Regions from separate parts of the Homo sapiens genome. Here region 1 is linked to region 2. A link is an interaction called in ENCODE POLR2A ChIA-PET data of the cell type or tissue named here. Cell type or tissue: IMR-90. All regions are shown on one strand. Links, peaks and the distances in the headings refer to the core of each region. The heading gives the core; the rest is flanking DNA.

The links. Peaks named below come from ENCODE experiments on the same cell type or tissue, not always from the same donor. Only the 100,000 strongest peaks of a DNase experiment are listed, where the experiment ranks them.
Region 1: POLR2A ChIA-PET joins it to region 2 with 11 read pairs; 3 of 35 experiments call an interaction of 5 or more read pairs at or near these places.

What each region holds. Positions count from the first base shown.
Region 1 is chr15:59,218,126-59,226,464 of GRCh38, forward strand. It overlaps MYO1E (myosin IE), which reads right to left. Exons shown (of 28, transcript NM_004998.4): 8 at 6,564-6,698; 9 at 4,934-5,066. Among named protein-coding and RNA genes, the nearest start is that of LDHAL6B, 15 kb to the left of the region's middle. In IMR-90, for the core only: no CTCF peak of the experiment used is centred there; a DNase peak (open chromatin) is centred at 4,176; H3K27ac peaks cover 185 bases.
Region 2 is chr15:59,337,598-59,345,936 of GRCh38, forward strand. The region is part of intron 1 of MYO1E (myosin IE); the gene reads right to left. It also overlaps the pseudogene RNU6-212P. Among named protein-coding and RNA genes, the nearest start is that of MYO1E, 31 kb to the right of the region's middle. In IMR-90, for the core only: no CTCF peak of the experiment used is centred there; no DNase peak of the experiment used is centred there.

The DNA.
Region 1 (8,339 bases), core at 119-8,118, 120 kb before region 2:
TTGTGACACTTCCAAGTCATCTCACAAACATATGGAGGCACTTATGTGCACATGCACGTGTGTGTGCATAGAAGGCACAATCACGGGCCCCAAGAGCTTACGTTCTAGTGAAGGCTGCTTATCAGTAATCCCATACACATCCATCTCCTTTGTTTTTCCCAATTGTTTTATGACATGAGTCAATTCCTATGATGACTGAGACTTCCAATAATACAAATCAGGGATTCAAGAAGGATGGCAAACCTATCCCTCCTACTGAGATCACAGTCAAATGCCTAAAATGGACATCTCTCCAAGCTTCCAGCACGACAGCCAGGAAGGAACTCAATCAAGAAACATTTCTTTGGCTCCAAATATTGTTTTCTTCCTTTTTAGTACAATGTTTTCATAGCATCATTTTTGAAGCACCTGATATTACTGAACTAATAATTACAACCAATCCCATGTTTATTGAGTATTTAGCATGTGTAGGGTTACTAAAGAGAGAGGAAAAGATAGAAAATATGTAAGAAATCTTGAATGCAATCTAGATGAGGCAAAAATAGTTTGCCAAATAAAGAACCCTTGGAAAAGCTGAATATGTAACACAGACAGACAAGATCTGGAGAAATTAGAACAGGAAGATATTACTACTTGCTGGGGTAGTCAAGAGATTTGAGCTGGGTGTAAAGGATGAATACGATTTGTGCAGATGCAGAGAGGAGAAGGGAGTGTACCAAGGGGAGGAAGCAGAAGTGTGGGAGACATGATCAAGACGAGACGGTCTACAGTGTGTGGACTAGCACTGGCTACAGGTGAAAGTTCAGGTCAGATTTAAAAGGTTAGGACAGATTCCAATGCTGGGGGTCCTTGAATGGTATGATATATTTGGGCTGGAGGCAAAAGGGGGCCTGATGGCTAATAAAGAGGGGCATTATAAGAAGATTCCTCTGAGGGTAGCATATGGAGTGAAATGAAGGGGATGGTATTGTTCATATCCTGCCCTAATGTCACATGGTATGGCAGTCTGTGGTCTTTGGATAGAAAAACGGAGACTTCCATAGCTCAACATCTTGTTTCAGACCATGAAACTTACCAAGGAGGGCTAGTGATATAAATGGGGTTTTCTTGATTTCTGGGCAGAACGTTCTCATATAAATAAATGACACCATTCTTTGACATGAAAGAATGCTCAGATTTTTCCAATATGAATGAAAGATTTTTATAGATGCAATGCAAATTTTGAACTTGGCTGAGTTTTCTTTTTCTGCATAATGCTTTACCAAAATTATCTGATAAAAGAATTTTGTTAAAGGCCTTATGATAATGCTAAAAAATCACAAGCCTCCCAATAAAGGATAATCTGTTTGAATTTCACAGATGGTGTTAGAATATAACGGGCTGACATTTCTCAGTATACACCTTCCAATGAGATTAAGTCAGTGAATACATTTTGAAAAAGTATAATGCCAGAACAAGACATTTATCCTCTATATGAGTGTTTCACAAAAATGCTTTGAGCAATAGAAGGGCTTCCTTTTAGAAAGGACATGTAAACAAAATCAAATGCACTGATCTGAAAATGGCCATTATCCTTAGTTTAGTTTTACTGTTAACACATGTCTAGGAATCTGGATATGTCTTCCAGTGAACTAAACGTGCATTCATCTCACAGAGTTGAACATTTCTTTTGATTGAGCAGTTCTGAAACACTCTTTTTGTAGAATCTGCAAGTGGATATTTGGAGCACTTTGAGGCCTGTTGTGGAAAAGGAAATATCTTCACAGAAGAACTAAACAGAAGCATTCTGAGAAACTTCTTTGCGATGTGTGCATTCATCTCACAGAGTTGCACTCCTGTGCACAGAGTAAGGACAGATGACATTCATAAATCAGACTGGACCCATGTCGGGTTGTTGTGAGAATCAAGAGACATTCACCAACATATCCAACTAAGAAGGGATTTCTTAGTTTGTTTAGCTTCACAGCAACGTAAAGGTTTGACCAGGGAAATGCTACATTTCCATTAGTCTAAGGTCAGGTAAAAAAAACAAAGCTTGTTTGGCCAGGTGTGGTGGCTCACGCCTCTAATTACTGCACTTTGGGAGGCCCAGGCAGGCATATCATCTGAGGTCAGGAGTTTGAGACTAGCCTGGTCAACGTGGCAAAACCCCATCTCTACTAAAAATACAAAAGTTAGCCAGGCGTGGTGGTGCGCACCTGTAATCCCAGCTACTTGGGAGGCTGAGACAGGAGAACTGCTTGAACCCAGGAGGTGGAGGTTGCAGTGAGCCGAGATAGCGCCACTGCGCTCCAGCCTGGGTGACACAGAAAGACTCTGTCTCAAAACAAAAACAAAAAACAAAATAAAACAAAAAAGCTTGCTGTTATTAATGGCTATTTTGCTTTAGTAGGCCAGTTCTGATGAAAATCTTACCATTTTTTTCCATTTTTTTTCTGCACTGCAAGAGCAAGAGAAAGTCTGCTTTTTTCCATTATAAAGGCATGGACTACCACTTCCCTCTACAAATTTATTCCATAGATATACTAAAATATGAGAAAGATGATAGAAACCAAGGCTATTCCTTTCAGTAGTGTTCATTCAGTCTTGTAACAGCAGAAGATCAGAAACCATATTAATGTCCAACAACAGATAAATAAAGTGTAGCCAATGAATGGAATGCTATGCAGCTACAAAAAGGACAGCCAGGTGCAGTGGCTCAATCCTCGATTCCCAGCACTTCCGGAGGCCAAGGCGGGAGGATGACTTAAGGCCAGAAATTCGAGACCAGCCCTGGCAACTAAGCAAGACCCCATCTCTTAAAAAAAAAAAAAAAAAAAAAAGATAAAGCTCCTTAGGAATTGATATAGCATCATCTCACATTATATATATAATTATATATATAATATATATATAAAATTTATATATATATTATATATATATACACACACATAATTTTTTTTCCCTTTTTGAGATGGAGACTCGCTCGTTGCCCAGGGTTCAAACGATTCTCCTGCCTCAGCCTCCAGAGTAGCTGGAATTACAGGTGCGCACCACCACCAAACCTGGCTAATGTTTGTATTTTTAGTAGAGACAGGATTTCACCATGTTGGCCAGGCTGGTTTCAAACTCCTGACCTCAGGTGATCACCTGCCTCAGCCTCCTGAAGTGCTGGGATTACAGGCATGAGCCACCATGCCTGGCCTAAGACACATGTTAAGTGAAAAAGCAACTGTAGAACATTGCAGTATAAGCCCCCAATATTGCACAAAAGTGAGAAAAAGGAGTGGTTGTGTGTAGTTGTTTTGGAACACACATCCTTTAAAGGGAACACAAGAGACTGAGAATCTTGGTTACCTCTGACGAGGGGAACAAGTGGACTAGAAAAGGTATAGAAGGGAGAACTTTCACTGCATACCCCCTCAAGCCACGTTAATGTATTACCAAATGAACAAAACCCCAAATCAAAGGAAATTATTGGTAGGGGGAGGCCCATTTCCTGGACCTCTCTGGCTTCCATCTCAGCCTTTTCCAATCTCCATGCCTCCATCGCCTCTAGTCAGGGAATTTCATGGGCAGTTGCCAGTGCTCGGCCTTACCCATCTGGCTGAGAAGACTACTAACTCTGGACATCAATGTGCAATAAAACACTTCTTGTTTCAAACATCTAGGGAAGTGTTTGCTGTTTCAGTGTCATGATTTTGTTTTCAAGCATAAAGAGGCAGTAAATTATTTTACTATCCAAGAAGGCAAAAAAAATCCAGTCTACTTCAACAGAAACTACCACCAAACCAACACTGTTACAATTAAAAGGCCAAGTGTTAATGATCCTACTGGAAATATATGTGCATTTGTTAAATGTCAAGGATAATGTACACAAAGTTTAGAAACATAGTTATCCTTATTATGATTATTAGGTCATGTTTTTAGACTTTATGGACACCCTGTATATTTATTGTTTTCTACTCCCTTCCCTGGTAAACATAATTCATCTTTTTCTTTATCAGATAGACATCAGAAGTTAGCAGAACTTCCCTCTTTTATCAGAAAAGAAAACAAAAACATAAAAAAAGAACCTTATTTGGAATGGAAATATCCCCACTGCATTGTCAGCAATGAGTGGGATGCTATTTATTACTAAGCATCTAAATTTATCATCCTTAAAGAATGCTGAGAAAGGAAGAATGTCTTCCTGGGTGGTTAAAGGATGTGTGGGTTCTGAGAGCAGCCTGCAAGCTGTTGATGCCTAAGAGGCTAAAGTCATGTGCCGCTGTATTTATGGTAGATTTTGGGCACATGTAACCAGCAGCACCTCTCTGTAGGAAGAACCCTGATTTTTTTTCTCAAAGAGTAAAAACGACCATTTAGGTGTTGAGGCTCCAGGTATACAGATGTGATCATTAAAAGTGATCATCAGAAATGTCAACACAACAGTCAATGTCCATCTTTTTCTGTGTTCAGAAATCCAATGTAATCCAATCCATGGAACAAACTGTGAAGCTGTGAGCTTCCCATATTTACATATATTATATTGCTTGCTCTTTAAAACCTGTAAGTGAATTTAGATCCTAAAGACCAGTTACTGAAAAGGTTTTGATAAAGACAATAAATCTTTTGCATTAAGCCATTACTCTAATCCCCATTAAAGAGATCACTTTATCTTTAAACCAAGGTGTGAAATCCTCCCAGCTTTCCCCAGGTTAATGATAAATTGAAACGATTCCATTAATAATCGATGGTGTGGGACTTGGAAAGGCTGGGGGTAAGGACAGGGACAGGTGCATAGAAGAGGTCTGGTCTCTCGTGAAGCCATTCTGTTTGCCACAGAGGACATGTAGATTTATCACTTCTTCCCAATATTCCCATTTGAGATCTAAGCAAAGGAAAGTGCTAGGTTACTTCTAATCAGAGCTAGCCACCCCTCATTCAATGGCCACATGCCAGGGCTACGCACACTCTTCACTCTCCACAGCCGCGTAGTTGCCAACTTCTTTGAAGCTGATGTTTCCCAGGTGGAGAATACCCGCCACTATCTGCAACACCAGCGTTTGCTCTTCTGCAAAGATCCCAATCACATTCATGGCGTGCTGGAAGAGAAAAGAGAAACTATCCAGAGAAGCTGGTCACCAGCTTTAAAAGCACCTTAGGAAGAAGCCAAGGCACAGCAGCTGCTCTAAATAAGGATGTGACAAGTACAGACGAGTTACAAAGAAAAAAAAAAAAAAAAGCCAAAACATAAGATTGGGTTGTGCAGTCACATGTGGCTTAGCTTGTGATGACAGCAGGACGTTCTTGTACAACATGGTCACTGCCCAATGCACACATTCTTCTCACGTCTCAAAGTCATGCTGGAAGGGCACTTCTGTCTCTAAGCATAGCATGCCATCCTCCAGGAATAAGAGAATACTCCAGGAGGAAAGAGACTCGGAAGAGTGGTAGTTGTACACAAAGTCTCCAAGTCCTGTCTTCATCCTTTGATGTGTTCTTGTTGCCAGCTTCCCCTCGAAGGTCGCTGCTGACCTTTCCACCTACTCAAAGTGGACTCGAGATCTTTCCCTTCATCAGGAGGGATAAGAATATATTGTACTTGCAAAAGGATCTTAATGAAAAATCTCCAGGAAATCCAATAAAAGCATCATTTAAAAGTCCAGTTTCTGAGGTCCCTTAAATGCAATAAATACCGCTAAAATGTCTAAATCTTAAGAGAAACATCTCCTAAGAAAACTACACTCTAGGACCAGTGTGCAGACTCCTTATTGGCACTTTTCCCCGCAGCTGCTTTGAGGCCATGTGACCTGTTGATACCATTTTGTTTCCTGGCACCCAGGACACAGTCTGTTTGAACTTTCTGTCCCTTTCAACCACAAATGTACTGAACCCACGCTGCTCATTCAGAGTCTACTGCTCAGTTCTGGATCTGGGTTGAGGAATAGTCCCCAGCTTGAAACAGACTCAAAGGGCAGTGGGTGGCAATGAAGGCCTTTGAGGCCAAGTGGGTGTTCAGCCTACCTCCAGAAAGTTCTACATTATTGCCCCCAGGATGGAACCCCTCCATAATCTACCTAGTTTCACAGCTTGGACCATAACATACATGCAATGTGAAGGGCATGGCACAGAAAAAGGGTCCTCTGCCCTAAACAATACAGAGGGGAAGAGAGTCTTCAAAACCAGAAAAGAAATAAGAGAAAAGACTAAAGACGTTCCAAAATGTCTAAACCTATTCAGTCCATAGACGTGCGGTTTGCTTAGCTTTTCTAAGGAAATAGCTCACGAATAGAGTAGGCCATCAGCAAACAGGTATGCTCAACGTATGAATCATTTTTGCCTATTTATCAGAGCTCCTGCAGGGTGATAATGATGAATTCATTTCTTTTTACCCATCTCAAATCATTAAGTGGTCCTCAGGCAACTGGCACATGGCTGTTTAAGGATACTGAAACATGTATGAGCATACAGAGTGCTCACAGAGAAAGAGGCGGACATTTCATGCAGCTCTTTGCTTTATTAACCTTCACTGCCCTTTTGGCCACAGGAAATGGCCAGTTGGGAGAGCAGATCCTGCCTGGCCCTGCGCCAGCACTTACCAGAGTTTCCTGAAACTCCCGCCTGTCGTCAATGTCATCAACCTTGTATGAGCCCGAGAGGCTCAGGTAGTAATAATAGTCCATGCTGGTGATGCCAAGGCTGTGTTTCTGCTCTGCAGAGGCGCCCTCGATGAGCTGGAGCAAGAGAACACAGGTTGAGCCATGATGTGGACCACAAGGCACCCGAAGTCACTCCTGCATCCTGCAGCCACCATCCCTAAGGACTTTCTATCTCTGCTTTCTAAAATTACAGGCAGTCCTGGCCCCCAAATATGTACTTGTAGTAGCCCCAGGTCATCTCTGCAAATTTTGATTCCTAACTCTGGAAAGACCTGCAAGAGCTGAGGATTTTCCATTGTCCACTGAAAGGAACTGGACTGCCACCCTCGGAAGAGTGGAAAGCAAAACAGATTTTAATTACTTAGTTCCTGCCCAACTTGCTATGGCTTTTTAAGCTGGCTTTTCCATGTTTCTCACTGCAGGGTGCATGTTAAAAAACTGCCATGCAGCTTCCTGCTCTCTGGTACTCTTTGCCTTCTTTAGAAGCTTTTCCTTGACTGTGAACTTCTCCAAGCTGCAGGATCTACTTCCTTGCCATGACATAACCACTTGCATTCTAGCTTCTCCCCTCACCACTCTGGCGGAACCCTTGCATGGCTATTTTTCAGTGCCTAAATCCAACAGCCTTTTTTTTGGCCCCCACACCCCAGCTCGTCCCTTTTGCCCAAGAGCTCTGACCATTTGATCCTGTCGATGTCGCCCTGAGGCTTCCCTGGCTTGGTGACACTGCAGGATCCTGGCTTTCCTCCTTATCCTTCAACTACTTCCCTGCTGGCTCTTCAATGCCTCCCGATCCTACATATCTAGAAAGTCCCCTGGTCCTGTGTGGCAGGATTTTCTCCCCACATCCACTCCCAAGTATTTCGTAGCTTCAAGAATTTCTTTTTCTTTCTTTTCTTTTCTTTTTTTTTTTTTTGAGACGGAGTCTCACTCTGTCGCCCAGGCTGGAGTGCACTGGTGCGATCTCCGCTCCCTGCAAGCTCCGCCTCCCAGGTTCACGCCATTCTCCTGCCTCAGCCTCCTGAGTAGCTGGGACTACAGGCGCCCACCACCACGGCCAGCTAATTTTTTGTATTTTTAGTAGAGACAGGGTTTCACTGTGTTAGCCAGGATGGTCTCGATCTCCTGACCTCGTGATTCACCCACCTTGGCATCCCAAAGTGCTGGGATTACAGGCGTGAGCCACCGCACCCAGCCAAGAATTACTTTCATGTCAGAATCTTGAACCCCTGCGCCCATCAGTTCCCAGCCTCTATTCTGGTGGTTTCTGACTTAAGGGCAGAGAACTCCTGGGGGAGGGTTGGGGCTTGCATTTATTTAAAGAAGTCCTGACATCCATTATACACTTCCATCTAGCACTGGGTATTATTTATGTGAAATATATAATTATTTTTCACTTATCTATATATGTTGCTTTAATACAATTTTAAAAATGACTGAATTCACAGAAGTTTTAATCATTTATATACTTTTTCAACCAACAGGTACAAACTAAAAGAATTATTTGGCATTGCCTAAGATGTGTGTGTAATTGAAAAGATTGAATGTGAGCTACTTCCACAGTTTAATGTCCTTCTAATCCAGTGATCCACAAACTAAACACGAAATGAAACAAAACAAAACAAAAAACAGTGACCAGGTCTTTCTTCGAAGAAAGTCTAATGTGGATCTTCAATATAAAATACTAATAAGTAAATAGAACATAAAAAATTTGGT
Region 2 (8,339 bases), core at 22-8,021:
AGGCAGACAAATCACTTGAGGTCAAGAGTTCGAAACCAGCCTGACCAACATGGAGAAACCCCGTCTCTACTAAAAGTATAAAAAATTAGCCGGGCGTGGTGGTTTGCTCCTGTAATCCCAGCTACTCGGGAGGCTGAGGCAGGAGAATCGCTTGAACCCAGGAGGTGGAGGTTGCAGTGAGCTGGGATCGTGCCACTGCACTCCAGCCTAGGCAACAGAGCAAGACTCCATCTCAAAAAAGAAAAAAAAATCTCGCTCACAGAGTTCTTATAGGACAAAGTAAAATCTAAGCTTAGATATATCTTTACTCAATAAGGCAAATCACTTAAACATCCTCCATACATTTCCCTGTCCATGATGTGGCTAATATGGTTAAATTAAACTCCTTTTTTTCCTCCTACTCAACTGAGAAATGTCAGCGAAGAGTGTAAATTAATCAAACAAAATCCTTCTAAAGGAAATAAGCTCTGTGGTCTTTGCAGAGTCAGGTAATAGGTGTAACTAAAGTGGCCCTATATTGACAACTGCATTGTGAGGCAAGGCAAGAAAAAGTGTTCAAGTCTAAAAAAAAAAACAAAAATGAATAGATTGCTTAGGAATTTGGTAGCTGTCTCTACTTACAAATGAATTTCTATTTTCATTAATATAATTTTTTATAATAGCTATATAAACTAGATCAGTATTGACTTTTTTTTTTTTTTTTTGCTTGAAAGAGGAGTTGAAATGTCTTCCACAGCACATAGTACGTTCCTGACTCCCAGATCTGTGCTGAGCAAACTTTCTGAGTTTTTCAACCTTGGTCAATGAGAGGACTGTGTTTATTATAAATCCATGAAGGGATATCACCTGCTGAATTGCAGAGAACAGAGAAAAATGTTTCCTCTCTGGTTTTAGAACATCTCCTCTTAAGCTCGCTCCATAAAACACTCAGCCAACCCTGCCTGCAAGATGTCCTCAGTGCTGAGCCAGGACTGTCTCTATGGGCTCTCAGGAGTATTGGGGCTGGTCTCCAACCACCCTGCTAAGCTGGGAAAAACAGTAGGGGAGTTTCAACTATTGCTAACCTGTAACCACTTCCCACAGGCAGGAGGAGCAAGGTCCTTGAAAACCCATTTGGGTAAAAATTTAGAATGATATGGGGCAAACAGTGCAAGAGAACCAAAGACAGGGGTGAAACTACCTACAAAGGTCTATCAACATCTAAAAATAGACATTTAAACAATGAAGAGTGCACCCTATAAATAAAACATCAGGCTGGGCGCTGTGGCTCATGCCTGTAATCCCAGCATTTTTGGAGGCCGAGGCAGGTGGATCACCTGAGGCCAGGAGTTCAAAACCAGCCTGGCCAACATGGCGAGACCTCATCTCTATTAAAAATACAAAAATTAGCCAGGCGTGGTGGCACATGCCTGTAATCCCTGCTACTGGGGAGGCTGAGGCATGAGAATTGCTTGAACCTGGGATACAGAGGTTGCAGTGAGCCAAGATTGTGCCACTGCACTCCAGCCTGGGTGGCAGAGCAAGACTCTGTCTCAAAAAAAGAAAATGTCAATGACACATTTTATTCAACTTGAAGTAGTAATAATGGGTACTAAACTCTTCCATTTTATCAAACCTCAATAGACAGAAACCTTTCAGAGCCTTCCTCTCCACTGGTTCTAATGGATGGTGTGGAATGATACACAGTGCTTGGATACAGATTTTATGTGTAACAAGAGATGTTTTCCTGTTCCTGGTTTTCTAACCAAATATTTGACTGACCTTCTGGTTTCCAAATGGAGACAGAAATGTAAGATAGCTTGGTTATTTGACGTACAAAACCTTTGACCTAACTGACTCCATACTGTAGAATTGGTATTTCTCAACTTCACTACCCCGATATTCACAGTAGTCCAGCCTCCTATTGACTGCCTTCATCCAGAACACAGCCCCTCCCAAGAGACACAAAAGGGCAGCTCTGGGCATGTTAGGCTCCCATCCCAGACATTCTTCATGTTGATTCATCTGTGTTTCTCTCCTAATAGGGTTGTTCAGTCACCCAGTTTCCTTCTCGTTCCTATAGTCAACTTCCAATTAAAAGGTCTCCCTACTAAGAATTTTAAAAATTCAGTCCATGTATGGTGGCTCCAGCCTGTAATCCCAGCAGTTTTGCGGCCAAGGCCTGAAGACTGCTTGAGCCCAGGAGTTAAAGACCAGCCTAGACAATATAGCGAGATACCTTCTCTACAAAATTTTATATATACATACTTTTTTTTGTTTTTTTTTTTTTTGACAGAGTCTTGCTCTGTCGCCTAGCCTGGAATGCGGTGGCACAATCCCGGCTTACTGCAACCTCTGCCTTCTGGGTTCAAGCAATTCTCCTGTCTCAGCCTCCCTAGTAGCTGGGATTACAGGTGTCCGCTACCACATCTGGCTAATTTTTTTGTTGTTGTATTTTTAGTAGAGACAGAATTTTGCCATGTTGGCCAGGCTAGTCTCAAACTCCTGACCTCAGGTGATCTGCCTGTCTCGGCCTCCCAAAGTGCTGGGATTACAGGCATGAGCCACTGCATCTGACCTCTACAAAATATTTTTTAAATTGGCTGGGCATGGTGGTGTGCAACCTATAATCGAGAAGCATGAGGATCGCTTGAACCCAGGAGATCGAGGCTGCAGTGAGCCATGATCGTGCCACTGAACTCCAGCCAGGATGACAAGCGACACCTTGTCTCAAAAAAAATAGCAATTTTTTAAACCCCGCCTGATCGTTAAATTAAATAAGGCAAACTTTTCACATTAACCTTTTTTTTTTTGAGGTTCTATTTCCGTGATGTGCTGTGTTTTTGTTTTACTTTCTCTAGACAGTCTAATTTCTATGGACTATTGGAAGGAGGAGGAAAATTGTCAGGAAAAAGTAATACTTGAGTTGGTTTTCTATGACGTCACTCACTGTGTTTTTACCATGTGTAGTATCAAATAACAGTAGCATCAAATGACATGTTTACAATTGCCTTTGCAAATAACTGCCGTTTCTAAGTTCATTACTCCTCTTACTATTTTTTATTTCTAATTTGCTTGGACATTTAATGTCCAAAGTAAAACTAACTTTATAATATTTGGTTTTTATTCAGGAATAAAATCAGGAAGGATTTAAGAAAAATCTTCAGCCAGGCATGGTGGCTCATGCCTGTAATCCCAGCACTTTGGGAGGCTGAGGCGGGAGGATCACGAGGTCAGCAGTTCAAGACCAGCCTGGCCAACATGGTGAAACCCCATCTCTACTAAAAATACAAAAATCAGCTGGGCGTGGTGGCACACACCTGTAATCCCAGCTACTCGGGAGGCTGAGGTAGAAAAGCTTGAACAGGGGAGGCAGAGGTTGCAGTGAGCTGAGATCCCGCCACAGCACTCCAGCCTGGGACAGAGCGAGACTCCATCTCAAAAAAAAAAAAAAAAAAGAAAAAAAAGAAAAAAAGAAAAATCTTCAAAGAACATAAAATTCATTTTAATTTTTAATTTTTGGGCATATATAAGTAGGTGTATATGGATATTTTGATACAGGCATGCAATGTGTAATAATCACATGATCGAAAATGGGGTATCCACACCCTCAAGGATTTATCCTTTGTGTTTCAAAAAATCCAGTAATACTCTTTTAGTTATTTTTAAATGCACAAATTATTATTGACTATAGTCTTTCTGTTGTGCTAGCAAACACTAGATTTTTTTTTTCAATAACATTTAAAATACACTTCATGAATTTGCATGACATCCTTGCTCAGGAGCCATGCTAATCTTCTCTGTGTCATTCCAATTTTAGTATACGTGTTACTGTGAGCATGCAAATGCTAGCTCTTATTCATTCTATTATTTCTAACTATTTCTTTGTACCCATTAACCATAACCCCTGTCTCCCCAGTTCTCCTTCCCAGCCTCTGGTAACCATCATTCTATTCCCTATCTCTATGAGTTCAATACTTTTAATTTTTAGCTCCCACAAATAAGTGAGAAAATATGAAATCTGTCTTTCTGTGCCTAGCTTATTTCACTTAACATAATGACCTCCAGTTCCATTCATATTCTTGCAAATGACAAATGACAGGGTTTCATTCTTTTTTATTGCTGATTAGTACTCTGTTGTGTATCTGTACCACATCTTCTTTATGTGATGAATGATTTCATTCATCATTTGATGGACACTTAGGTTGATTCCAAATATTTGCTATTGTGAATAGTGCTAGGATAAACATGGGAGTGCAGCTATCTCTTCCATATGCTTATATCCTTTCTTTAAGGTATACACCTACCAATGGAATTGCTGGATCATAAGGTAGCTAGCTCTGTTTTTAGTTTTTAAGGAACCGCCCTTCTGTTCTCCACAGTGGCTATACTCATTTATATTTCCACCAACGGTGTATGAGAGTTCCCTTTTCCCCTTTTCTTCACATCCTTGCCAGCATTCATTATTGCCCGTCTTCTGGATAAAAGCCATTTTTACTTGGGTGAGATGATACCTCATTGTAGTTTTCATTGGCATGTCTCTGATTTTCAGTGGTGTTGAGCACCTTTTCATACACCTGTTTGCCATTTGTATGTCTTCTTTTGAGAAATGTCTATTGATATCTTTTGCCCATTTTAAAATCAGATTAGATTTTTTCCTACAGAGTTATTTGAGTTCCTTCTGTATTCTGGTGATTAAACCCTTGTGAGATGGAAAGTTTGCAAATATTTTCTCCCATTCTGTGGGTTGTCTCTTCATTTTGTTGATTTTTTCTTTTGCTGTGTGGAAGGAAGCTTTTTAACTTGATGTGATCCCATTTGTCCAAAAAATCTTTGCTTAGACCAATGTCCTGGAGTCTTCCCAATGTTTTCTTTTAGTAGTTTCATAGTTTGAAGTCTTAGATTTAGGTCATTCATCCATTTTCATTTGATTTGGTGAAGTGTGTTGCTTGTAGGCAACAGATCCTTGGGTCTTGCTTTTTATCCATTCAGCTATTCTATGTCTTTTGATTGCAGAGTTTAGTCTATTTACATTCAATGTTATTACTGATAAGTGAGGCCTTACTCCTGCCACTTTGTTATTTGTTGTCTGGTTGTTTTGTGGTCTTCTCTTCCTTCTGTCCTTCTTTCCTATCTTCCTTTAAGGTGATTTTCTCAGTTGGCACATTTTAAATTCTTCCTTTTTATTTTCTGTGTACCTGTTGTATGTTTTTTAGATTTGAGGTTACCATGAGGCTTGCAAATAACATCTTATAACCCATTATTTTAAACTGATCACAACTTAACATCGATTGCATAAACAAAAAGCAAAAAGACAACCAATAAAAACTCTATAATTTTGTCTCCCCACTTTTTAACATTTTGTTGTTTCTATTTATCTTACTGTACTGTCTATGCCTTGAAAAGTTATTATTTTTTATGGGTTCATCCTTTCATCTTTCTATTTGAGATATGTATAGTTTACACACTACTATTATACTGTTATAATATTCTGTGTTTTTCTGTGTACTTACTATTACCAGTGAGTTTTGTACCTTCAGATGATTTCTCATTGCTTGTTAACATCCTTTTCTTTCAGATTGAAGAACTCCCTTTAGCATTTCTTGTAGGATAGGCCTGGGGTTGATAAATCCCTCAGCTTTTGTTTGTCTGGGAAGGTCTTAATTTTTCCTTCATGTTTGGAGGATATTTTTGCCAGATATACCATTCTAGAGTGAACTCTTTTTTTTTTTTTAATGCTTCAGCACTTTATGCCACTCTCTCCTGGCCTGTACAGTTTCCACTGAAAAGTCTGCTGCCAGACGTGTTGGAGCTCCATCATATGTTATTTGTTTATTTTCTGTTACTGCTTTTAGGATCCTTTCTTTATCCTTGACCTTTGGGAGTTTTGTTATTACATGCCTTGAGGTAATTTCCTTTTAGTTAAATCTGCTTGGTGTTCTATAACCTTCTTGTACTTAAACTTTGATATCTTTTGTTTGGGAAGTTATCTTATTATCCCTTTGAATAAACTTTCCACCATTATCTCTCTCTCTCTACCTCCTTTAAGGCCAATAATTCTTGGATTTGCCCTTCTGAAGCTATTTTCTAGATCTTGTAGGTGGGCTTCATTCTTTTTTATTCTTTTTTCTTTTGTCTCCTCTGACTGTGTATTTTCAAATAGTCTGTCTTCAAGCTCACTAATTCTTTCTTCTGCTTGATCAGTTCTGCTACTAACAGACTCTGACGCATTCTTCAGTACGTCAATTGCATTCAGCAGCTCGAGAATTTCTGCCTGATTCTCTTAACTTACTTCAATTCCTTTGTTAAATGTATCTGATAATATTCTGAGTTCCTCCTCTGTGTTACCTTGAATTTGAGTTTCCTCAAAACAGCTATTTTAAGCTCTCTTTCTGAAAGGTCCCATATCTCTGTCTCTCTGGGATTGACCCCTGGTCAATTTATTTCATTTGGTAAGGCCATGTTTTCCCAGATGGTTTTGATGCTTGTGGATATTCATGGATGTCTAGGCACTGAAGAGTTAAGAATTTATTGTAGGCTTCACAATCTGGAGTTGTTTGTACCCATCCTTCTTGGGAAGGCTTTCCAAGTATTCAAAGGGACTTGGTTGTTATGATCTAAGTTTGTGGACACCACAGCCGTATCTGCATTATGGGGTACCCCAAGCCCAGTAACACTGTAGTTCTTGCGGACTCGTAGAGGTACTGCCTTGGTGGTCTTGTGTAAGATCCAAAAGAACTCTCTGGATTACCAGGCAGAGACTCTTGTTCTTTTCCTTTACTTTTTCCCAAACAGAGTTTTGCTCTCTGTGCTGAGATGTGTGGAGCTAGGGGAAGGGTGACAAAAGCACCCCTATGGCCACCACCACTGGGGACTGCAGGTCTGACCTGAAGCCAGCACAACACTGGGTCTTGCCCAAGGCCTGTATAATTATCTGGCCTATGTTCCCTCAAGGCCCTAGGGCTCTACAATCATCAAGTAGTGAAGCCAGCTAGGCTTGTGTCCTTTCCTTCAGGACAGCCCTGGGCCCAGGTAGGTCCAGAGATGCTATCAGGGAACCAGGGTCTGGAGTCAGAAATGTTAGAAATCTACTGAGTACTTTATTCTACTGTGGCTAAGCTGGCACCAAAACCACCAAAGTCCTTCCCACTCTTACCTCCCACCTTTCCCCAAGCAGGTATCTCTTCCCGTGTTCTCCACCCCACAGGCCCACGGGGAGTGCTGCCAGGGCACCACCAATCAAAGAGCATAATATTTAGATTCAATAAATACAAGCAGCCATTAGCCAGTCAATAGGCACTAGAATCAATAGGTACTAAAAGACCAAGAACTCAAACCAGCATGTCATTTTTTAAAAATCAACTCATCTGTTTGCATATTGATAGGATATGACCAGAGCTTTCAAAATAACTTGAAGTACTTTATTTAGAAAGACAAACAGAAAAAATTTTAAATGCCTAACTTTTTATGAAGAAAAAACATCAAGAAAGAAAGAGGCTTGACCAATCGGGTAGACAGAAGAGCCACTTCTCCCTGAAGATGAGGGACTTCAGAAGCCACAGCAGATTAAACACATTGAGCCCACTGGAAGCTCTTTTCTAAAAGCAATCAGATAATGGTACACAGAATGGCTAACAGATCAGACAGGCAGTTGAAGTATTTAAATGAGAGAGAGAGAAAAAAAAAAAACCTAAGCAAAGTGCAGAATATTGCAGAAGAAATACAGCATAAAAAAGCAAAGGTATCAGGACTGAGAGTTTAACTCTTACCACACATTACCCTCTCTGAGCCTCAGCTTTCTCTTGGGGAGCCTCAAAATCCTGTGCTCAAGGGATTCTCCTGCCTCTGCCTCCTGATTAGCTGGGACTACAGGCACATGTGCCACCACACTCAGCTAATTAAAAAAATGTTTTTAGAAATAGGGGTCTTACTATATTGCCCAGCTTTACCAGCTTATTAGAAGCCAGTGGGTTAAGCATTGACCTTTAACTTTGGCTTTTCATCTGCTGTCAAAAAATAGAACTGCCTAACTACTTTTATACTTCCTGTGATACAAGATGATTGAGGAAAGACAGGGAAATGCAAAGAGAGAGGTACCAGGAATAGAACATTGTTAACAGCTGGCATGCCCTGACTCAGGGAATGGAGGGGTATTTAGCCTGTGGATGCTAAGGATGTATAGAATATTTACCAATTCTCAGAGTCTCTAAGGCCTTCTGTGAGTTATCCATGGTTTAGACACATGTCTGGATTAAAGAGTTACTGTTACTTTCCTCTGCTTTCACATAAAACTTCCTTAAAGCTGTGACAACAATTCTGGGGTAGAGGGATGAGGTTTTATCCAGCAGTTGCATTGCTTT